Regions from separate parts of the Mus musculus genome. Here all the other regions are linked to region 5. The links are chromatin loops, found by intact Hi-C in ENCODE. Cell type or tissue: heart. All regions are shown on one strand.

Region 1 (4,000 bases), 61 kb after region 5:
AGGCTGGCTTTGAACTCGCCATGTAGTTTAAGGTAACCTTTAACCTCTCACTCTCCTGCTCCTTCTCCCTAAGTGATGTGCACCACGTCACCCAGTTTTATGTGGTGCTGGGGATCAAACTCCAAGCCTTTACGAACAGCTACATTTAAAGCCGTAAATTATACTCTTGGAAAGGTGGACAGGAACTTAGTGGTAGTCTACTTTTCAGTCATTTGAGAGATTCTAAATATACAGAAAGAAAGACTTTTGAAGGATCTAATGCAGACATAGAAGGCAGATTTGATTGTGGGGGCACACAGCTGTGTTCCTAGTGTGCTGGAAGCAGAGGCCAGAGGCAGAGGCTCAGTGTTGGCAGACAGCATGACCCTGTCTCAAAAACAAAAGCAATATAAACAAACAAACCAAAGCAAGGCACATGGAGCTTTAGAGGCTTTTTCAATATTTGTTTCCAGGTAAGACCTTGGACTGTTGTTACTCAGGCCAATCTCAAACATGTGAACCTCCTGTTTCAGCTCCCGAGAGCTAGGATTATCAATGTTTACATTTTCTCCTTTGTAGTGAGAATGTATGGAGGCAGCGCTAATGTCAATGAGACAAAAGTACAGCAATTTCCAAAGGGATAATAGGATAAGAGACTTGTTTTACAGCAAGAGGCTGCCTGGATTCCATATCTCAGCCGCTTGATCAAGAGCATTGAGTGAGTTTTTACAACGTTCTGGACAGCGGAATGTTTTACAAATGAGAAAATTGTGGCACAGGAGGACTCAGGTTTTCCAGGACCACATAGCTGCTGTGGAATGATTCTAGATTCAAGGCCAAAGTGCTCTGGGTAAACTGTGGCCTGGTGTCCATTCTGTATTCTTCTCAGCTCACGTTCCTGAAGCTTTTAGCAACAGTGTGACAATCTGGTGTTAATATCTACACCTCCTCACTCACAGCCTCAATCTGTCCATGGGGTTTGAAGACCTCTTGGAAGGCAGTAGTACTGGGGTGAATGGAGAGCTGTGCGTGTCCCCACTAGATCGATGGAAGACAATAAAATATATTAACACAATCCCTGTTAGCATTGGAACTCCAGGGTGGCTGGCGGTTTTGTCTCTTCGTTTCATTTCTGTATCTCTAGAATCTAGATTACAAGTTAGTACAGAGGAGGTGGGTATCCATTACGAATTTGTTAAATGAATAATAAGTCATTATTAAGTGAATAAATGCTCAGAGTTCTTGAGAGTGAATGGAAGTTAAGCCACCAAGTCACCCTCACCCCATGAAATGGAAGAAGCCTGGACTGAAGCATCCCCCAGTCCCCGGCTATGACCCTGGGCAGGACTCCTGCCTGGCAGAACCCTGCAGAGTGAGAAGGTGGGACAGGAGAAGGAGCCTGGTTAGAGGTTGTGGTGGGAGGGGGCTTATGGGTAATGATGGGTTTCGTTTTAAGAATATTTGGCCAGGAAAGGAAGTCTAACTGACATGAAACAACCTCATCCTGTGAATGAAGAGAGCGGATCCTAGTGCTTCTTTGTCGTGAGATTGAATTCCCTGTGCCAGGAAACAGAAAAACCTTGGATTAGAGGCAGTGCTAGTGATCGAGGGCCAGGCTCTGTGTAAAGTGGTGAATATGTTTTCAGCAATGCTGCAAGCAAGGTAGTTGTTGTCTGCATTGTGTAGTTGTTGTCTGCATTGTGTGTTTGGGCCACTATCAGGGAAGTCTTAGGTTACAAAAGATGGAAATAGCAGCTATAAAAAGGATACTTGGGGTGGGGAGGGGCTCTCAGACGGCCTGATGACTACTCTGCCACTCAGGTTTTCTTCCCAGTTCCTGATTATACCACTGCGAAGTCCATCAGCCACTGGCATATTCTGTTAAAGAGTCTGTCTCTCTTAAAACTTTAATTGTCTCTGGCAAAACTTGGTCTGGAGGTGTTTGTAAGATTAGCTATGATGGGAACTAGTTGAAAAAGAGTTTTGGGCCCTGCTACTGGTAAATATCTCAAGTGATGGAGCTTGGGTAAGGCCGAATTGGATGGAGGGAGTCAAGGTAGGTGTGTCTAGGGGTGGCAAGTTATGGGTGGGTGCTTAGAGCAGAGGGCTGCTTTCTGGTTGCCAGGCTGCAGTTTTGAGAGGAAGAAGTGTGACTAAGATGCTGGCAGGGTGCCACAGACAAACACCTTCCTGTTTGTAAACTGCAAGGTGGGTGTAGTCCTGCATCCCCCAAGAGAGGAAGAACAGGCTTCCTGTTTCTTCCCTGTACCCACTGAAGTCTCCGCAGCCAGGTGGTGGTGCGGCTCAGTGGTGCTGAAGCTTAGAACCATCCTGAGTCTGTAAATGAGCAGCGAGTTGAGAAATAGACCCACTGAGTATTACTTAGAGTCTGGGAGCTGGGTGCTCCTGAAAAGTGCTGATTTTTATTTTACAATGAGGTCTTTTTAGTGTGTGTGTGTCCATGTATGCACATCTATGAGCACCTGTATAGAAATCAAAACTCAACATGTTGAGTGACATTTTTCTTCTTACTTATTTATCTAGTTTATTTGAGACAGTCTTTCACTGACCCTTGAGCTCACCAACTCAACTAAACTAGCCAACAAACTCTAGGAGATTCCTGTCCCTGCCTCCCCAGGGCTGAGATGAGAGGTGCATGTCCCTGCTTGTGATGGTTTGTATATCCTTGGACCAGGGAGTGCCACTATCTAGAGGTGTGGCCTTGTTGGAATAGGTGTGACCTGGTTGGAATGGGTGTGTCACTGTGGGTGTGGGCATAAGATCCTCACCCTAGTTGCCTGGAAGTCAATCTTCCACTAGCAGCCTTTGGATGAGGATGTAGAACTCTCAGCTCCTCCTACACCATGCCTGCCTGGATACTGCCATGCTCCCACCTTGATGATAATGGACTCAACCTCTGAACCTGTAAGCCAGCCCCAATTAAATGTTTTTTATAAGACTTGCCTTGGTCATGGTGTCTGTTCACAGCAGTAAAACCCTAACTAAGACACTGCTCTTGGTTTTGGTTTGTTTGTTTGTCTTTTAAATTGTGGGCTCTTGGGAATTAAACTCAAGTCCTCATGAAAATTACAGAAAGTTCTTTGTCCACTGAGTTATTATTTTTCTAAATCCCCTCAATGAGAGTCTTACAACTTCTTCACGTGTGGTGATAATGTCATCTCTCTGTGCATGCCCTTGGGCAGCTATTTCCTTGTTTGCTTCCAGGTCATTGTTTCTGAGATGAACTTAAAAGTGTTGGAATATTAATATAAAGCCTACACATTGGTAGTACATTTGTGAGTTTACAGTGGCTGAGCTGAGCTGTCAATTTCATGTTCGTGGTTTCTTAGGTATTGGACTATATCTATAGCTACATTTAAGAGTCTATCTATTTATTATATAGTTACTACATAAATATACTATATATGTATGGTATATAGATACTATATAAAAGGTACCCAGAACCTTTTGTAGTTTCTTCTTCATAAACAGACTGCCAAGGATCCTGTTGGCTAGTTTAGTTAAGTTGGCTAAGGATCTAAAAGACATACTATATAAATGATTTCCCCCATGGAGTGAATGCCCAAGCTGAAAATGCACTACAGAGTCCAGTAGTCAGCCAGAAGTGTGCTTGTCTCAGCAAAGCATTTTGCATGAAATTTGGCTTGTCAGTGTGAGCTGGGCTAAAAGCATCTTAGTTTAAAGTGTGCAGCTGGGGAAAGTGGCAGAGGGATGCTTATTGTTTGCTTGGTCTTCCTTGTCTAGCCTTCTACTTGTCTTTGCTAATCAGTGCTCCCCTGCCCTCCACGTTCTTTATACATTATGGAATGTTTCTCCTGAAGTATATAGGCAACTATAGCCTTTAATTTGTCTTGCTGCGTTTGAAATTATCATATCTAAGTGAAAAAAAAAAGTTATTTCTCAAACGATAGCATTTTAAGTTAGGCTTATTTAATTAGCTACCATGATCTTTTACTTCATCTTTCTCCAAGCACGCTGCTGATTGCAAGAGCACCAGAGA
Region 2 (4,000 bases), 110 kb after region 5:
AACGTGTGTTCTTGTAAAATTAAGTTTTATCTTTATTCTTTCTCCTGAAAAATCTCCTGGGAACAGAGAATCTTTGGAGCAGATTAAAATCTATGTAAGTATATGACACTGTTGAGGGGTGAAACTGCTGGCTTTTATAAGTATCTTTGATTACATGACTATAATAAATTGTGTGCATATAAATGTGTGTCTATATGCTTTCCTTTAAATATGTTTGAAAAGATGTTTGATTATCTATTTATAATTGGCACAGTACTTTGAATTATGCCAGTACTACATTGTAAAACAGAGTTGTATTTTTTGATATTTAACAATGCTGAACACTTTAAAAAACGCCACTTCTGAGGAATGAATGAACATGGCGTAACACACTTTAATATGTGTGATGCCAAACTTTTTTAAATAAAATATAAATTATGCTTATTTATTATTTTTTTCTTTAGTTTAATCTTGATCATGTTTTGGTGTGTGTTTTTAATTTTTTTTCTTAAAGTAACACTTTTGGCATGAACATACCTGCAGGTTTTTTGATGAATATAATGAATGTGTGGAATTCAACTGAATTTGCATGGTCTTAAGAATTTTTTCTGTGTGTATAAATTTAGCTGCTATTAATGGAAGAGAAAGCTTTCTGTGACTAATCATGTGTATTGAGCAGATAGTTTTTCTGAGATCTTCGATTAATCTCTTTAAAGATGACCAACATGTGTCTTTCTTGAATTATCTTTGAATAAAAGTTTGTATATTATTTGTTTCACAACGTCCTTGGTTTTACCAGTGTGACTTTTTGACTATTCCTTTTGCAGACCTTGGGTTCTCTGACTTCATACATTGATACCATTATTTTTCATGTTTGGAACAATTCTGTGTTTTCATTTTTATTTATTTTTTGCTAAAGTAACTTGTACACTAAATCTATTAAAGAAATAACCAATAACACTGGGAGTTGTTCTTGGGGAAAAAATATTGACCTCAGCCATCAAAGTAATGGACTGACTAAACTATTATATTTCCTTACTCTTTAGGATCAGTAGCACATAGATGAAAAAACAAAAACAAAAACAAAACAGTAAGTAGCCTTGATAGAAGGGGAAACAGTTGTGAAGCAACTGAGGATCCGTGGCTTTGATAATAAATACACAGAGCTGAAGGATGGGAGTGAAGGAGTGGGTTGAGTGCAGGGCACAACAGAAAGGGTGGAATTGGAAAGGAAAATTAAGCTTATGATTGTCTGTCAGGAGAGGAATCTAAAGGGTCACACTGTCAGCAAAAGTTATAATCATCAGGAAAGAAACACATGCTAAAATTTCTCTGTGGTTGATACAAACTGTTCACATTTAAATAGAACCACATTGCACAGTTGAAGTCTCCATTACAAATAAAGATAGAGTTTAATCAGGAAGGGCCTGTGTTCACTTGATGAAACATGAATTTCCACATTAGTGCAGCCTTCCAGCTTGGCCATTATTAGCAAACATGTCAGGGGTCTAATGAGTCTGGAACTCAGCCATGTCTAACAGCAGCGCCAAGAGAAGGTAGACATTCTATTTCCCAGTCAGTTCCTAGAAATGAGGAATGAATGGTTCTTTCTCTTATCACAACACAGAATATTCCTATGACTACATGTTTGTGAAGGGCCCTCACACACAGCAGTTCTCCAAAGATTGTTGCCTGAATAGCCAATAGTTCAGTTTACCCAATCAAGAAACAGGGTCGGATCCCATAAGACTGAGGGCTCAGCCCCACCAGCCTCCCCACCCCAACTTCAGATACCAGTCACTGGTATTTCTTCCCAACTGACTAGAAGCAGACTGTAGTGACACTCCCTCCTTGGGTGACCCCTATTTGCTAAGATAGCTCACAACTTAGGAAGACATATTCTGATTTGCTTCATGGTTTTTCTTGGTTTTTTTTTTTTTTTTTCATCATACAGGGTCTCAAATGTAGCCCTGACTGTCCTACGTAGACCAAGGTGGTCTTAAACTTAACCTTTCTCCTGAGTGCTGGAACTAAAAGTTTGCATCAGCACCCCCATCTTATATTCTGGTTTGGCTTTAGATATTGCAAAGCATACAGATTGAGATGTTTCTGAGGCAAGGCAGGGAGCTGTCCTATCCTTAGAGCCAGCACTGTCTCAACCACTCTAACTGGGCTTGCCTAACAGTCTCTTCCCCTTGTGTGAGAGGTCCTTTAATCATCCAATCAATCTGGTGACCGCTGTACATCGAAGGTGCCATGCCCTAAGTCGTCTTATTGGCATAGACTGCGCTGTGAGCAACCTTTGCTCCCTGGGTAATCAGACTTTATTGAGAACAGCTTTAGGAACAAGTGACAGGGATGGGACCAAGACCGAGCACATTTCATGTGCTACGCTTCTAAACTCTGAGTATCAAAGTTACACCTACAATTTTTAGTGTGTTTCTTAATTTAATCTCAGTGTATTAGGATAACAGAGTAACAACTTGGCTTGTCAAACAACACTTTATCTTGGCTTTCTGGTTCTAGTTGACTTGGCTTTCTGGTTCTAGCTTGCTTGCCAAGATCTGTAAGCTGCTGGATTCCTAACTGATGGTAGGTGACTTTGGACATGCCTCCCTCCCCATTCCAACCTTCACCTTCTTGGTTTTTGATATTTGCTAGTTAGTTGCTTTGCTTTTCTCCTGACATACAGAATGATTTCCCAGATGATCTCTTACTGTGTAAGAAAGAGTTCAGAGGTTGAGGCAAAGAAGCTCATAGAAATTTTACTAAGAAAGCAACCTCCTCCCTGAAGTAAATGGTTCTCACGCCTTGGCAAAGGAACTTGGCTTCCCAACTGGCAGAGACCATTACTGAAAACCACGGCTGATCAAAATCCAGGAAGTAAGATTGTGTGGCACTTAGTCCCAAAAGATGCATCTACAGCTGGACTCCTGCAGCTGAGGTTCTGGGATCAGTGCAGAAGCGGGTGGAAAGATTGTGTGAGCATGAAGAACAGGGAGTTTGCTGTGAGATTATGTCTCTTAATGAGTCAGAGAAGACCCATAAAAGTCTCATTACCGTGGCTGCCTACACAAGACCTCACCAATAAAGGTGACACCAACAGACATGCTGACATGGCACAGGGAAAGCTTAGGAGGCCTCAACTTAAGACCAAGAACAATAGGCAACTAAGGAATGTGGAGATCAAGAGAAATAGTCTTCCTCAAAGAATCCCCACCAATTGGTTTATTCAGTGCCAGATGCTCATTGCTAAAGACATACATACTAACAACATTATGCAGACTTAGTGGGTTGTATTTTTATATTTATGAATATCTGACAACAGTCTCTTAAAAGGTTCTGAACTTGAGAGAACACAAGAGGGAGTATATGGGAGGGGCTGGAAGAAAGAACAAGAGGAGATGAGGTAATTTAAAATGTGTGTGTGTGTGTGTGTGTGTGTGTGTGTGTGTGTGTGTGTGTGTGTGTGTGTATAAAAGGAAGCAGTCTGGGCTTGAGTAAAGTCAAGGCCAGATCTGCATACTTGTTTCTCAAGGGAGCCGTGCTGCCTGCTTGTCTTGAATCTACTTGTTGGCTAAAAGCAGAGAGGTCTAAGGTTGAGGGCAGTAGTGGATATGCTACCAGACAACTTAGTTCTTTATGTCAGGCTCTGTTCCTTGGCTGTGTGTTGTGTAATACTGTACTACCTGATTATGTGCAAAGAACACCTTATTTCAATTTGCTCTTAAGCACTCGGTCTTCTACAGACTCCCATGGCTGCTGGTGCTTCATTTTGGAGCAAAGGTTAGATGGCTGAATAGAGGCATATTTTGGTATCGGGTTTCTTAAACTAAGCCTAGGATTCTCCACTGTATAAAGGAAAGGCTCCAGTGTGTTGAACCCACAGACACAGAAACCATGTCTGTGTCCTGTGCTATGTATGCCAGTTGTGAATTTTAAGAAATTTCTTAGGCTTTGACTCTCACTTTATTATGACAAAAATTAAGACAGTGGGTAGTGTTATGTCACAGAATTTCAT
Region 3 (4,000 bases), 230 kb after region 5:
TCACTCTGGGTGGTGTAAGTGATAGAGGTTACTCCCTCCGTGAGTCTTGGAGAAACGGAAGATGGAGGTGGAGCAGACACGGTTTGTGATCAACCCTCTCTTCCTGGCACACAGGTGCACTCCTCCGAAATGTGTTTGTTTTCACAGGCTCTTTCCTCATTGAGGAGAGAAGAATTCATGATTTTATCTTCCTGTTAGGATAACAGGCCTTATTGAGCAAGAATCTTGGGACTTCAGTGAACCTTAATTACTTCCTTGATGGAGGAAGGACCTCAAGCCTTCACACCAGAATTGTGTGTGGACACAGTTTTGCAAGAGGTGGTCAGCAGGGAGAGAGGACTGGAAGGATGGAGCCATTGGATGTTTGGGATAGTCGACCACCCCAGGCAGATTTCTCAGACTTCCTGTTTAGAGGGCAAAGAAGCGGTTGGTTATTCACAGTAACTTAGTAGATAAACAATACGTTTCGGCGCCTTCGCCTGGTTTCTGTGGGTATGATAAAGAGCATGACCAAAACTAGCTCCTGGGGCGAGGTGCTTTTTGGCTTGAACTTTCTCATGACTGTCCTTCATTAAAGGAAGCTGGGGCAGGAACTCAAGGCAGGAACATGGAGGCAGGCGCTGAAGCAGAGGCCATGGTCATGTGCAGCTTACTGGCTTGCATTCCACAGCTGCTAAGCCTGTTCACTTGTACTCTAGAGGACCGACTTCCCAGTGGTGGCACAGCTTCCAGAGAACTGGACTCCCTCACATCAACCTTTGGTCAAGGAAATGTCCTACAAATTTGCCTACAGGCCAGTCTTGCAGAAGCCGTTCTCAGTTAAGATTCTCTCTTCCCAGATATGTCTAGGTTTGTGTCAAGTTGATAAAAGTCAGCATAGCACGAGTGTCTTCTGCCTTCTTTTTGGTGTCACAGAAAGTGCCTCTTACTATGCATTCTTTTGGTCTTTTAGGTGAACCTGAATTTAAATACATTGGGAACATGCATGGTAATGAGGCGGTTGGACGGGAACTGCTTATTTTCTTGGCCCAGTACCTGTGTAACGAGTACCAGAAAGGCAATGAGACAATTGTCAACCTGATCCACAGCACCCGAATTCATATCATGCCCTCCTTGAACCCCGACGGCTTTGAGAAAGCCGCATCGCAGGTGAGTGCCCGGCACGGTGGGTGGCCTGCCTTCTTCGTCTTTCTGACATATTAATACGTGTGTACTTGTCAATCTGCGAAGCCATAGTAATGCTTAGGGTTCACCGAGTGTGAGAGAGACAGTCCAAAGTTTAGAATGTCCAGAGTGAGAGTTCTTCAGCAGAAGCTTTAGTGGGAAATCTAGTGAATAATTAAGACGTTAATAGTGTTTTGCTGAACTGTTAAACAAATGGCACTTCTCTATTCGTAGCTGTGGCTAGGCAAATTTGCCTTTAAGGCAGTGATTTTCACCCGGTGGGTCATGGTCCCCTTGGGAATGAGCCACCAGTTCATGAGCGTTGCCGAAGGCCATCGGGAAACACCGATATTTTCATTAGGATTCATAGTAGTAGCATGATTACAGTTGTGAAGTAGCAACAACAATGGCTTTTCGGTTGAGGGATCGCCACAACAAGAGGAACTGTATTAAACAGTCCCGGCATGGGCATGGGAGGGTTGAGAACCACAGTAAGTGGTGCCTACTGCAATGCCTGCAGCTGGGTGAACTGGCGTCCTTGCGCCCTCTGCTGGATTGAAGGAAGAATAACTTGCAATTGGGTCATTATTTTACAGAGGATTAATTGCTTTAATTGCTGGTTTTATGAAAGATCACTAAAGACACTGCATCCCTCTCTGCCGCTCCCAACTCTCGCAAAACCAAAACCAAACCAGACCCCCAAATTCTCAGGTTTACAATAAAAATAATTGTATACATTTTAAGCGTCAGGCTAAAAACTAATGGCTCTTTAAATTCAATTTAATTTTTTCTTTTTGAGACAGGGTTTCACTATGTAGCTCACGTGGCTTGGACTTGGTTTGTACACCAGGCTGGCCTTGAACTCACAAAGATCCTACTGCTTCTGTCTCTTGAGTGCTGACATTAAAGGCGTGCATGTATAATTATATCTTTACAGAGACAATATGTGGGCTTACATTTTGATTGGACAAGATTATGGACACTATAGTTGTTACATGTTCTGCTAATTGTGTAAAATGTAAAATTTTGATGCACGTTGTACAACAATTAAACATTATAAACACATTTATCTTTTCTCATGCTGATCATTTTATTATAAAGACATATAGAGTCCTTTCTCCAAGATTTTGAAGCGAAATACACTTTTTTAAAAAAAAAGAAACCCGTAAAAAGCATTGAAGTTATTAACACATAAGAGACTCATGTCCAATTCATCTTAAGTTCTTAGGATTATTTATTCGTTTGTAGATTTAAAAATCAGACTTCTGTGATCAACAGAGACAATGTTACTTGATGCTAATTGTTGGTGGTGTGATTTTTAAATAGGTCACCTACAATCAGTGAGTTTGTACCGACAAATCATTGAAATCTGCTAAACATCGCTTACATATAACTATCATTGATTTAAAACTATTATTCATGAAAACTATCTTTTTCCAAAATGCTTATAACAAATATTTTAAATTGGGCACCTTCATGAGTGTCCTGATAAAGTAGTGAACACAGCAGTACTGGGAGGATATTGCAATAGACAATCTCAGGAATTAGTTTTTGAGGGCAGTGATGGGGACGTTAAGAAGGTATTGACAGTACTAATAAGCAGTGGTGGTTTTTCTGTTGTCTCCTTTAGCCCGGCGAGCTGAAGGACTGGTTTGTGGGCCGCAGCAACGCCCAGGGAATAGATCTGAACCGTAACTTCCCAGACCTGGACAGGATCGTGTATGTTAATGAGAAAGAAGGCGGTCCTAACAATCACCTGCTGAAGAATCTGAAGAAAATTGTGGACCAAAATTCAAAGGTAGCATGTGTGTGGCTTTCCCGGGGTCTGCCGCATAGCTGGGGAAGTATGTTTCAGTGTCTTCGGTACAGTGAATGACACAGGAGTGACATGAATCGTTTTTGCTTTTGTTTTTGTTTTTTTTTCCTGTTTTCAAGACACGGTTTCTCTCTAGTCTTGGCTGTCCTGGAACTTACTCTGTAGTCCAGGCTGGCACTGAACTCAGAGATCTGCCTGCCTCTGCCCTCCTGTGTTGCTGGGCGTAGTATGTGCTATACATCTTGAGTTACGTTTGACTCAAGGCTAAGGCTGGAGCGGCTGGAGTCTGGGACTTTGCTTCACTCTGAGGACTAAGGATAAATTGTGAAAAAGGAAGGGGGCGGGGGAGCAGAAAACACAGCAGTGAGTCTTGCCTGGAGGAAGCCCTTTCCCCACCTGACCACCAAGTTCTGCAGGACTCCACAGTGTTGATCTTTGTCCTTTCCCTCTAAACCTTCTCCTGCAAAATTTCACATCACCTGCTGTCTTAGTGAGGGTTTTACAGCTGTAAACAGACCCCATGAGCAAGACAACTCTTATAAAGGACAACATTTAATTGGGGCTGGCTTACAGATTCAGAGGTTCAGTCCATTACCATCAAGGCAGGAGCATGGCAGAATCCAGGCAGGCATGGTGCAGCGGGAGCTGAGAGTTCTACAGCTTCATTTGAAGGCTGCTAAAAGTCTGGCTTCCAGGCAGCTACATGACTGTCGTAAAGCCCATGCCCACAGTGACACATCACTCCAACAAGGCCACTCCCACTCCAACAAGGCCACACCCACTCCAACAAGGCCACACCTTCAAATAGTGCCACTCCCTGGGTCAACAATAGTCAAACTATTATACCTACCTTTTCTATTGCCCCTCAACTCTGCTGAGTTTCTTTCCATACCCTGTCTGTCTTGGAGGAGACACAGCCTTCCTCCGGGTCCCTTGCATTCACCTACTTCCCAGTACTCATATCCTTGCCTGGCGTGTTCCCATCAGCTGTATTAAGAGCCCCTAAAATTCCACATCTCT
Region 4 (4,000 bases), 97 kb before region 5:
TCTGATGGTAGTCATACAACAAAAGGCCGTTTGTAGACGACAGATCTCAGGTAAGGAAACAGCAGCATATTCAAGTTGGGGTACATTCTGTGAAGGTGTGTCTCTGTGTTTCCAATTGCTAATTCTGGACCAGCAGAGAGCTAAATGCTGGCAGAATCCTGGTCTTGCCATTTCTACAGCCCATTACTGGGTTTCTATTTTGTAAATATTCATTCTCCCCATCTGATCTAGAATCGTATCTGATTGGCTGTAATAAGGAGAGGAGAGACAAGAGCTAGGCAGGAAGTGGAGGGTGGCTTTTCCAGGAGAGAAAGGGATTCTGGGAGAAGAAATCAGAGGTGAGGGATTCAGCCAGCAGACAAGGGGGTAAACAGGACCAGAGCTGAGCAGAGAGGTAGAGGTGGCCATATGGCATGACATAGTGCCAGGATTAGTCTGGTTAGGGCAGCTACAAGACTGCCCTCCATGAGAGGCCTAAGTATTAAGTTTCCAAGTAGTAGTTGCTTTCCCATTTTCTCAGTTGAAAAATAACTAGATTAGTCCTGCTGTTAGAAACATATTTCATCAAGAAAATGTAACTAGCTACATCATCCTAGCATTAAAATGGGTTGAGTCAGGGAAGATAGGCAAATCTGAGGCCAGGTTAGGCTATATAATGAGTACCAGGCCAGCTAGGGCTACATAGCAAGTCTTAAATAAACAAATAAATAAATAAATGACTGCAGGACCCAAACACACAAGAATCTAAGCCCTTACAGTTCTGGAACCTTGCTATTATTAATTATTATTATTATTATCATTATTATTATTATTATTTTGATGTACTTTTATACTAAGACCATGATAATGTTTTTATTAGTTATTAGCTCAGGTCACTGTGCTAAGATAATGTCAGCCTTGCATTTCTCAAGGGCAGGAATTGTATTATGCCACTGGACAAAACAGTTTGTTCTGGAAACAAACGCATGTTTCCTCCCAAAGTGTTTCCCCCGCCCCACACCCAATTTCAAATAAATCAGTGTCTTAATGAGCTTGCAAACTCAAGATTTTTGCAACTGTATTATTCTATAATGGCTACATCATGAACTGGGCAACCGAATACTTTTTTTTTTTAAAGCAACCAAGCACTGTTCCTATCATGCCTACATTCAAAACAGCACATGATAACTGTTATGCGCCAATCTGCGTTTCCGGGAGATGAGAGCTACAAGTCCGCCCGAGGGATGCTGGAGGTTAGAGTCACTCCAAGTTCCGGGTGCTCTCCGACCAACGCAGGAGGGCCCACAGAAGCCGGGTCACCCGGGCTTGCAAGCCCGCCTGTCAGTCTCTCCCAGGAAGGACAGATCAAGCCAGCTCGCATCACGTGAAGCTCCCATTTCCGGAACCAAAGACGCGCACTGCACGTGAGCCGCCGAGTGAAGGGTCCCGCACGCCCACCCTGCCGTGTCCCTCCGATCGTTCAGGAAGACGTTCCCGGGGTCCGCGGTCCCCGCCCGTCGCGTCACCCCGCACCCTGCGTCCCCGATGGTCGAGCCGCTGCGGCTCTGGTTAGCTCCTAGCCCGCAGTCTCCGCCCCCTGAGCCCAGCACAGGAAGCCGAATGGCGGGGACAGGGCTCGGCGCCTCACTCACGTCCTCCAGCCGGCCGGCCGCCGCCATGACCCGCCGTCGCGGGCCGATGCCCCGCCAGCCTGACCTCTCCACCAGCGCCCGGGCGCCGACGGCCCGGGACAGTCGCACCTACTAGGACCTGCGCGCCCCGCCTCGGACACACCCACTCTGCGCTCGCCCCGCCCCGGCCGCCGAAGGCCACGCCCCTCCACCTAGATCAGCCGATCAGCAGCCAGGGGCGTGGCCCCCCCTGCAGACTCCAGCTTTGAGCTGCAGTGTAGCCCAGGCGGTTGTTTTGGGGTTTCCCCTAAACTGTTGCTTCATCCATTTATCAGAGATTTGGAAATTAAAGGATGAATTTCTCGAGCAACCATTTAAACCAAGTAAACTACTTCTCTTTAGAATATTAACTTATTTCTGTTGGCGCAATTTTTGTTTGCAACAATATAGATAGCTCTGTTTGGAAAAAGACGCAGTAAAAATCGCAATTCCACCTGTAGAGGGACTTAATTAGAATAGATTCCAATTTCTATAACACGATTTACAGATGTCTCCACAGGAAATTTCTGTAGTTTTTTTTTTTTTTTAAGGTATTCTGTTTCTGTTTTCCCCTTCCCCATCTCTTCTTTTTCTGTCCTTTGATTATTTTTGGTTTCAGTTTTGTTTTTATGAGACAGGGTTTCTCTACATAGCGCTACGTGTTCCGGAACTCACTATGTAGACCAGACTGAACCCTCGGAGATTCGCCTGTCTTTGTTGCCTAGTGGAATGCTCGGATGAGCCGCCACACTTGACCCAAGATTAAGTCAGTTCTTCCACTATGTGAATCCTGGACTTGACAGCAAAAGCCATTCATTGCCCAGTCCTCATTTTTGTAAAAATTAAAACAAAGTCTCAAGTAGCTCACACTGACCTAGAAATTGATGTGCACTGAAACGGGCCTTCAGTTCCTGATCCACTTGCCTTCACACAGTGAAATCTGGCATCGCTAGTGTGCATCATCGCAACGGATGAGTTGTTTTGTTTTATATACAAAGTATTTTTAAAATGCTTTTATTTTATGCATTTCAGTGTTTTATTTGCATGTGTGGCTATGCACTGTGTGTGTGCCTATTGCCCAGGGAGGCCAGATGAGACACTGGAGTTAGACAGTGGTTCTGGGAATCAAACCCAGGTTTTTTTTGGAAGAGTGGTTAGTGCATTTAAGCACTGAGCCATCTCTGCAGGCCAAGTTTTAAACACACACACACACACACACACACACACACACACACACACACAGAATCCAACTGGGGAAGTGGGTGTGGTGGCACACACCTGTAGTCCCAGGTCTTAGAGGAGACAAGAGAATCGTGATATCAAAGCCAGGCTTTGCTTTATAGTGCGTTAGAGGCAAGCCTGGGTTACACGAGATATCTCATGAAGAATGAAGAGAGATTTGAGGAAGAGTCCTCAAGGTCTGTGGTTGAAGAGGAATTGGAAGGCAAAGATGTCATCAACGCCGAGCAGACTGGGCCCCAAGGACAGTGACTAGACTTGTCCATTGGAAAGAATGCCTGTCCTCGTGTCCTGGAACAGCTAGCTGAATCATGTTGGCTCCTTCCTCTCTACAACCAGCTTCTCCACAGACCCTGGGAAGGAACAGCCCTGAAATCCTCAAAGGACATTTCCTTATGTACTGCACACTTTTAACTGGCCTTTACTCTTTTAAATGAGCATTTACTGGCGTCTGTTAATTATATGTAATAACAGGTTTCATTATGGCATTCTCATACGTGTGTGTATAAGGTATTTTAGTTATATACAGCGCCCGTTGCCTTCTCTTGCCCCCTCCCACTCATTCCCTTTCTTTTCCCAGCTAGTCCCCTTTCTGATTGCAAGGCAGCAATGTGAAATGTGTGTGTGCATGCTTGAGCATGTGCCTGTTTGTGTGTGATGTAATGAGTGTAAGATTACATACTTACAGGATCATGTGTCACTTAACAATCCCTCCCTCTCTCTCACTCTCCTCTCCCTCTCCCCCCTCCCCCTCTTTCCCTCTCCCTCTCCCTCCCTCTCCCCCTCCCCTCTTTCCCTCTCCCTCTCCCTCTACCCCTCCCCCTCCCCCTCCCCCCTCTCCCTCCTTGATTAATTCTTTATTAAGAATATAGAAAGTCAGGCCATTGAGTGGCTTAGCAGGTAAAGGTGCTTACTCTGAAAGCCTGACCTGATGACTTTCGTTCAATCCCCTAAACCCATGAAAAGTAGCAGGAAAGTGTTAGAGAGATGACTCCGCAGTTAAGAACACTGGCTGAGTTCAATTCCTATCGACCACAAGGTGTCTCAAAACCATCTATAATGGGATCTGATGCCCTCTTCTGGAGTGTCTGAAGACAGCAACAGTCTACTCA
Region 5 (4,000 bases):
AAATAAGCACTCTTCTGGGTTTACTTCTACAAATGGAGTGGTGATAAAAAAAAATAGACATTTAGAATATTAGCAGAAAATTGTGATGGACAAAGATGAACCAGAGGAAGATCTAATGGGGGCTATGACTCAAAGTATGTGCCTCGCACACTGACACACCCTTTAGAAATTATTATTATTATTATTATTATTATTATTATTGCTTTTCAATGCTGCGATTGAATCCAGAGCTATGTATTTGCCAGGCACTATCACTGAGCCATAGCCCCCTCTTTAATTTATTTCAACTTGTTATGAGACAGAGTCCAACTAGGTTGCTAAGGCATAGTTTTCGAACTCATTCTGTACCAGGCTTACCTTTTGCTAGTGAGCTTGTATGTGCTTCACATCCACTTTCTCATCCGACTTTTGCTTTATAAAGCAGGAACTTTTCTTATGGCTCAGACAGATCCATCACGAATCCTAAGGAAGTATTATTAGTGATGGATCTGTCTGAGCCATAAGGAAGTCATCATGCAGGCCCTCCGCATGGCAAATCAGTAATGGCCTAACGATGCAGAGATATTAATCACGGCAAGGCATATTTTCTTTATTAAAACAAGTCACCACTGAGCACCCTTTCTTGGCCTCCTGAGTGCGGGGATTATAAGCACACACCAACACTTTTGCAATTATTTTATTTAAGTACTTATTGGCAGTGCTAGGGATGGAGCCTTGTGCTCCCTCAGGCAAGCACTCCGTTCGTGTGATGCTGGAGTGGCCCAGGGATCATGTCTTGGTCTTTTCTGTAGCTACATTACAGAGCTTATTTCAACTAGTCTTGTGACTGTACATACGATCTACATGGGTCAACTTCCAAATTTAAGTTCACTCCGGACGCTACTTCTCCTGAAGCCTAATCCATCGGAATTCTTACTGAGCACTTTATCATCTAGAATCTGACCACTTCTTTCAATCCCTCTGACTCCAGTTCAGCCATCTTTCTTTTGTATTTTGGCTAGACTAAACTTGCCTGCTCCCTTCCCTCCGCGAGTGTATCACTTATACAACTAACGGTAACCATTTGGCCAGTAATGGTCTAGTACTGCCTCAGTTACAGTAAGTAGAGAGTCTCAGACCTTGCCTTCCTTCAAGCCTGGAATCCTGGCTCTACCCCGAGGGTGCCTAGACAGTAAGTTTGGAGTGGAACTGAAGAATTCCCATCTCTAAGTTCCCAGGTGTTTCTTCCGCTAGCAGGCATTGGTGGAGAATTCGGAACCCTCCTGCCTTTTCTCAATGTGACAGGCATCTTGCTGACAGGGATCTTCACTGATTTTGCCTTAGCCCTGGACATTCACCCACCCCTTGAGTGGTTCAAGGTTCATGTTAATTCATCTTTGTTTAACTGATACCCCAAGAGGCCTTCCGGACCGTTCCTCATCAAACAGCACGCCCTATCTCACCGCCGTTTCTTCTTCTTCCCAGTGGACATCCTGGGCTCATTGTTTCTCTTATCACGTCCAGATGGGCAGCTAGCTAAGCTAAACGACCCACGTTTGCTCAGTCACGTCCCCAAGCTCAGCCTAGCAGGTGCTCAACTCAGTTGTCCAAGGACCAGATTAGGAACACCCAGGAAAGACGCCCGCTAGCTTCGGGCTTGGGACACTGGTCAGGCCGATCTATCTCGTCTTGCCTCGGTTTCCCCCTTCGGAAAGGCAGTGAATGGTCTGCCCTCCCCCGCATCCCCACGGGGGTGGGGGAGGCACTCGGACGCCAAGACAAGGATGTGAACACACCGGTGAATCAGAGCAAGCGGTGCACCGGAGAGCACCCCTTCCGCGCGAGCCCTCCCCGCCTCCGAGCTCCCAGCCTCGGCCCCGGGTCTACTCCCTCCCCCGCGGGCGCGCGCTCGCCCGTCCGCCCGCCGCCTCCTCCTCCAGACGCCGCGGAGGAAGGGGCGGCGCCGAGGGAGGGGTCCCTCCGCCGCGGGAGGCCGCAGCGCCCGCCCGTCACGGCGCCGGCGCCGGCCGGGAGAACCCGGAAGTGGCCGAGCAGCACGCTCGCCCGCTCGCCTGTCCCGCCGCCGCCGCCGCCGCCGTCGCCGCCCGGCACTCGGGGGAGCGCGGGAGCCGCGCCAGGCACACGAGCGCGCGGGGCCGACGGGCCATGGCCGCGGGGGCCGCCGCCGCAGGTGGTGGCGCGCGGTGAGGAGCGCTGCGCCCCCTCGGGGCGGATGGAACGGGGCTGGGCGGGCGGACAGTGCCGGCGTCCGCGGCTGGTATGGTGCTGGCGGCGGCGGTCGCTGCCTGCGTTCTGAAGCCCGCGAGGAGCCACAATGGAGACGCCGCCACTGCCTCCCGCGTGAGTGAGCGGGCGCCCGGGCGCGCGGCGGAGGGCTGTACGGTTGCGGAGGGCGCGCGGCGCTGCGGAGGACACGCCGCGATCGCGGGGGGTGGCGGGCGAGGGGAGGCGCGGGGCGTGACGGGGCGCGGCGCCCGCAGTCCGGGGGGCGACCGCGGGACCGGACTCTGCCAGGCCGGCCGGCCGTGGGTAGGGGCTTCTTAGTCCCGGGGCGAATTGAACGTTCGGGATGGAGCTGTGCGTGGGGCTTGGCGGGGTGTGCGCGCGCGGGGAGTGGTGGTGGTGGTGGTGGTGGGCTACGATCGCCCTGTCGGTACCCCACCTCCCCCCTCCCCGGAATGCATGGGCTGCTGCTGCCCATCTCGCCTACCCCTTGCTAGTAGGGAGCGAGAGGAAACTGGAAAGTACCAGACGCCTGGAGTCTAAAATGAATGCAATCTGAGGTTGCTTGCTTCTTGGAATTTCTAATAAAATTAATATCCAAGGAGCTTTTACATCACTCCAAATGAGCTGCGGCCGTTTTAGGGCATGTGATCTCCTACCTGGCACTGCAGAAAATCTTTTATCCAGAAATCAGAGCATCTCTCGTTCCCTTGGTACCCGGGGCACGTTGGTAGTGTTACCGACCTGTTAGGCACAGGTGTCTTTTTTCCTTGGTGCCCAAGTGCATTCAAGATCACCTGCAACAAAATTACTTTCTAGAAATAAGAGCTTTAAAGAAAAAAATCATGTGGAAGATGTTATTCTGTACAAGGATTTTTGTTTTTTGAAAAAGTGGCCTGTAAATCTTCGGGAGTTTGAACGTTTCGTCCTCCCCACCCCCACTCCCACCCCACGCCACCTTCATCAGTTTAACCTTTATGAAGGAGTACAGAGTCCTTTGGATCTGACTTTCAAACCGCAGACAAACCTCTCTCCAAAAAGGGTGAACCTTTTCATTCGATCTGATTCATGGAACCTTATCGGTTTTCAATGAGATTCGGCTAGCCAGTTTCCTTCTATCACCGTTGTCGTCACCAGCCTCTTGTGCCTATTTGGCAGGATTCCAGCTAAAATAAGGATATTTGGTTTGGGCTGAACATTTCTTTTTCTTGTTCTTTTTGTATTTTGTATTTTGAGTCCTTTTATGAGATCACATGGGATGATAGATCCACAGTTTCTGTATGTGCAGTGTTTTGAGCTTGAGTGGAACAGGTCGTGGGGATCTGAAGAGTGGGTGAGTCTTGGCTTGCCCCTTCTGGGCTCATAGAAATGATAGAAAAAGCAAGGGATCAGATGCTTTGCAGATGGTGGCAGCTTTGAGGCTCTGATCTGCTCACGCTCCCCAGAAGGTTGGGAAAGCTTCCTGAGCCCCCTGGGAAACATGTTAGCAGCCCCCCCACCCCCCACCTTGGAAGCAGAGTGAACTGGAGAGAACCAGGGGACCTTAGGATGAAGGTTCAGAAGAAAAAAAGATGGGTGTGGAAAACAGACCCTAGAGCAAGCCAAGGCATAGAAAATGGTTTAAGTCGGAAAACTGAATAAGATGAGCAGCTCTGTTCTTTTGCTATTGTTGCTTCGATTGTAGTTCTGGAACTAGATTGGAGGCTTGAGGTAGTGGAGGAATCCCGGGGTGCTGAGGAGGAAACAGTTGTAGCCTTGCAGTCGCTGGAAAGCTGCT
Region 6 (4,000 bases), 120 kb after region 5:
TGCCTGGGTTACACCACCACAGTGGATATGGTATTTTGTCGTTGTGGTTTTTCTGGGACACCTTCTTTAAGGAAAAGATTGGCTTCCTGTCACCACATTATCTCTAGATAGGCTTTCACAAGTGGTGTAAAAGGAGCCTAGAGCTGTAGTCTAAGCGCTCCTGTCTTTGGGCACTCACACTAGCGTTACACAGGCTTGGTTCTTAGCTCATCTGCTGGTTTAGGTCCAGGTCTTGACACCTAGGGAGCAGATAACTCCCTTGACTTAGAACCAATTTCTACCTGTGGAACTCAGCCCCCTAGAATGTTAAGCATAAACTCTACCCCTGAGCTGCCTTGCCAGGGCCTCAGCATACATGTGCCCCTCCCCCTAGCCTCTCTGAGCTTTGTTCTCAATCTGCAACACGGGAAATGCTGGCATCCCTCAGCTATTGCAGGATCTATATTGCACTAGTACCCTATGGTCCATGTGCAGAGATTTATTAAAAGATAGTTGCCAGGCTCAGTCAGCACAAGCCTGAGCGTATGAGGTTAACCCTCAGCAGCACAAAGCAGAAGGAAGCACAAACTCCCCTTGTGAACACACACTCACAGACAGACACTAAATGAGATAAAAAGAATAGAACTTTGAAAAAAGCTTCACTTATTAAAGTACGTGGGGGGCAAGATGGATGATCCAAGGCCTGAGGACTAGAGGTCAAGGCCGTCCTTAGGTTACGTATCCAGCTCAAAGGCCAGACTATAACTCGAGACCTGTCTTAAGGAAGATCGAAATCTAATACACAAAATTGTCCATTACATATAAATTGTCAGGTTACCTTAATATCATTTTCATATTTATGTCTCAAAAATATTATTAACATGAAAATTTAATTCCTAGTTTTATTAATCTGATTACAATAAATATTAGAAAGTGATTTTTTTAAAAACTCCAGGGTAGCCTAAAAAAAATCCAACTTACATCACTGATTTTGTTTTTATTATTTTATATTATTTGAAAATGTCATCCATCTATACAGTTTATCTTGACCATATTTTCCCCTCATTCCCCAACTATAACTCCCTCAAGCCCCATCATACCTATCTGTCTATCTCTCTGTCTCTCTAGCTTTCTGTGTCTCTGGCTCTGTGAGTGTAAGAAAAAGGATACATTAATAAATTTGAAGAATAAATTTAGTATGTAAAAATTAATTATTTATAATGGAATTCAAACTATTATAACTAAACTATATGATATGTGGACCAGTTTAAAGTGAAAATAAATGTAGTATTCATACTAGTATAAATAATAAGAAATAAGTGTCATTTTCAAAAAAAAAAGAAAGATCGAAATCCAGAATAAACTACAGGAAAGCAAGACCAAAAACTCAAATCAGTCTTTAAAACATATATACCACTTTTTTCCCCGGGTTCTGGATGAAGCCAAGCCAATGTGAGTAGCAAGATGCTACAACCCAGCGCACCCACAGCACTGGGCGCCTAGGAACCCACCGCTTGGTTGCCAAGGCGACGCCGGGTCCGCGCGGCTGCCCCGCCCCGTCACGCCGTCACGCGCTCGCGCGGCGCCCCGCCTCCAGCTGCGCTGCCGCGCGGACGACTGGCTGGCCGCGCGGGTCTCACTATTCTCACTCCATCCGCGCAGCCAATGACTGGCGCCGCTAGGGCTTCGTTGACTTGAGTCACACGCTGCCGGGCCTTAGCACGGACCAATCACTGCACGGCGAAGGCAGGGCGGGAGTGGGGCGGACCAATTACGACAGGCGAGCCGGGGCCCGGCCTCCGGGCCCTGCCCCTGAGCCGGCAGAGGTAGTGAGGAGGCCGCTGCACCTGCCAGGACTTGCGCTTAGACCGCTGTCTGTCGCGGGGACGCCAGGTAAGGCGCTCTCTAGCCTGATCCGGGTGGAGGGCGACTGAGACGGGGACCAGCAGGGTGGTGTCCGGCTGAGGCCGGTAAGGATGCGGTGGGAAGAACCTGGGTGGGCTGTGCGAGACTCCAGGCAAGGAGCCTAGGTTCTCAAGTGATGCAACTGGAATGACAACACTTCCTGCCCTTTAAAGAGTTTGCAATCACCTGGAGTCTGGTTCATTGACTTGAGTCTTAAAAACTTTTTACAAAAACACCATCACCAAGTGGGGGAGTAGGGTGTGTTCTGTGTTTGTGGATCTAGGAAGCTGTCCCAGAGGTATTGTAGGATGTGGCTCCATGTGAGAGAGGGGTGCATGGACGAGAGGTCTGGGCTTCACATTAGGAGAATTACCCGCGCTTGAACCATGAAGGTTTAAACTTATGTTTAAATGGATCCTGACCCTGTGCCTAAGGCTTCTCTAAGCTGCAGTGCCGAAAGAGGGGCTGGGATCGTCAGCCAGGAGTTAAGTTATCCTACGAATACATTTTTTTTTTCATCCTTTTTATTTTTTGAAATCCGAGGATCTAGTCTACCTGATTCAGATCGAATTTCCAGGCAAGCAGGCTGCTCAAAACTGAAAAGGCAGGATATTCATTTCAGCAAAGCCTGCTTTCCCCTCTCCTGTCTGATCACTTTATCTGACACTTTGTTTAAAACTACATGCCCTGTTTTCCTCTCCTCATTACGGAGCGTGAACTTGAGGTAACTGAACGCTGTCTCAGCATTGTGTGGAAGTTGGGAGACTTAGTCGAGGATGCCGAGTTAGAGACTAGAACAGCTCTTTTGGAGGTGATGAAGTTTCTCAAGTTAGGCATTAAAGCGTGTTTGCGATGGGCACCTGAGGCACTGTAGGATGCATTCAAGTTTGATCCAGGCCAGCAGCCTTTTGGGTAATCAGAATCTAAATCAGGATAAGAGTTACAGATGATGGGTATCAACCAGCATTCCATGAGACTAGGAAAAATGTCAAATGGAGAAATGTCAAATCTTGATGGTTGCTGAGTGTGTGGGCGAACACTGGTAATCTCAGCAGGGTATCAGGAGTTCAAGGTCGTCCTTAGTTTCATAGTTTTAAGCCCAACTTAAGACACAGATCTTGAGACACAGAGAGACAGGCAGAGAGAGAGAGAGAGAGAGAGAGAGAGAGAGAGAGAGAGAGAGAGAGAGAGAGAGAGAGAGAGGAGAGAGAGGAGAGAGAGAGAGAGACAGACAGACCTGGGGCACTTTGTGAAATTTTTTTTAAGAGTAAGTTGAGCATACGGATAGAAATAGAAAACGATGGGGAGTGAGAACATACCGCCAGTGTGAGCAGCCTTTTCAGGGGGCCTGGGTAAGCTGTACTCCTCCACTCCCCATCCGTGCAACTTTGTACTGTTATTCATTTATCCTAAGCCTCAGCTCATCATTTGAAAACCAAGGATCATAGAAGTTCCTCTATTTCACAGCGAGGCAAGGGTTTAGCTTAAAATGACAGCATATACTGGGTATGCAGAAGGTGCTCAATAATTGTTAGCTTATTTTAGATGCTGTGTGCCAGGTCTTATGTTCAGTGCTTAACATGATATTTATTGAGGTTTCCTGACAAATTATTATTATAGTATTATTATTAATATTATTGTCTTTTTTTTTTTTGAGACAGGGTTTCTCTGTATAGCCTTGGCTGTCCTGGAACTCACTCTGCCCCTGACTCCCAAGTGCTAGGTTTAAAGGCATTGCAGCACCACTGCCTGGTGGCAATTTTTTTTTTTTTAGTTTTATTTATAAGTTATATGATTACATTGTAGCTGTCTTCAGATACATCAGAAAAGGGCATCAGATCCCATTACAAATGGTTGTGAGCCACCATGTAGTTGCTAGGAATTGAACTCAGGACCTCTGGAAGAGCAGTCAGTGCTCTTAACTGCTGAGCCATCTCACCAGCCCCCTCTTGACAAATTATTATTGAGGAATTTTTTTTTTTTGATAAAACTATGGCTCAGAATTTTATCATTCCATAAGATCTGGGACGTGTAGCAAGGACGTCAGTGTTCATTTGGTCATTGTCAAATTTGGTATTGACCTCAGGAAAAATGGAGATTGGTACAATAGTCTTGT

The links. Peaks named below come from ENCODE experiments on the same cell type or tissue, not always from the same donor. Only the 100,000 strongest peaks of a DNase experiment are listed, where the experiment ranks them.
Region 1: a loop joins it to region 5, with 2.2 times the contacts of the local background. A loop is called at or near these places in 6 of 42 quality-filtered maps.
Region 2: a loop joins it to region 5, with 5 times the contacts of the local background. A loop is called at or near these places in 11 of 42 quality-filtered maps.
Region 3: a loop joins it to region 5, with 2.4 times the contacts of the local background. A loop is called at or near these places in 7 of 42 quality-filtered maps.
Region 4: it touches region 5 in a loop (7-fold over the local background); 22 of 42 quality-filtered maps call a loop at or near these places.
Region 6: a loop joins it to region 5, with 8 times the contacts of the local background. A loop is called at or near these places in 12 of 42 quality-filtered maps.

What each region holds. Positions count from the first base shown.
Region 1 is chr8:64,787,077-64,791,076 of GRCm38, reverse strand. All of the region lies in intron 4 of Klhl2 (kelch-like 2, Mayven), which reads left to right. All of the region lies in intron 3 of Gm46040 (a long non-coding RNA gene), which reads right to left. Among named protein-coding and RNA genes, the nearest start is that of Gm46040, 14 kb to the right of the region's middle. In heart, a CTCF peak has its summit at 2,260; a DNase peak (open chromatin) is centred at 2,146.
Region 2 is chr8:64,736,610-64,740,609 of GRCm38, reverse strand. Klhl2 (kelch-like 2, Mayven) reads left to right here. Exons shown (of 15, transcript NM_178633.3): 15 at 1-935. Among named protein-coding and RNA genes, the nearest start is that of Msmo1, 5.0 kb to the right of the region's middle. In heart, no CTCF peak of the experiment used is centred here; no DNase peak of the experiment used is centred here.
Region 3 is chr8:64,616,500-64,620,499 of GRCm38, reverse strand. It overlaps Cpe (carboxypeptidase E), which reads left to right. Exons shown (of 9, transcript NM_013494.4): 2 at 953-1,149; 3 at 2,795-2,962. Among named protein-coding and RNA genes, the nearest start is that of Cpe, 75 kb to the left of the region's middle. In heart, a CTCF peak has its summit at 1,714 (motif pointing left); no DNase peak of the experiment used is centred here; H3K27ac peaks cover 91 bases.
Region 4 is chr8:64,944,965-64,948,964 of GRCm38, reverse strand. Tmem192 (transmembrane protein 192) reads right to left here and starts at 1,780. Exons shown (of 6, transcript NM_028427.3): 1 at 1,632-1,780. The coding sequence starts at 1,658. In heart, CTCF peaks have their summits at 1,894 and 3,972 (motif pointing left); a DNase peak (open chromatin) is centred at 1,784; H3K4me3 peaks cover 1,367 bases; H3K27ac peaks cover 1,070 bases.
Region 5 is chr8:64,847,973-64,851,972 of GRCm38, reverse strand. Klhl2 (kelch-like 2, Mayven) reads left to right here and starts at 2,049. Exons shown (of 15, transcript NM_178633.3): 1 at 2,049-2,340. The coding sequence starts at 2,315. In heart, a CTCF peak has its summit at 2,247; a DNase peak (open chromatin) is centred at 1,922; H3K4me3 peaks cover 2,668 bases; H3K27ac peaks cover 1,491 bases.
Region 6 is chr8:64,731,380-64,735,379 of GRCm38, reverse strand. It overlaps Msmo1 (methylsterol monoxygenase 1), which reads left to right and starts at 1,802. Exons shown (of 6, transcript NM_025436.3): 1 at 1,802-1,872. In heart, a CTCF peak has its summit at 1,660; a DNase peak (open chromatin) is centred at 1,659; H3K4me3 peaks cover 2,192 bases; H3K27ac peaks cover 2,022 bases.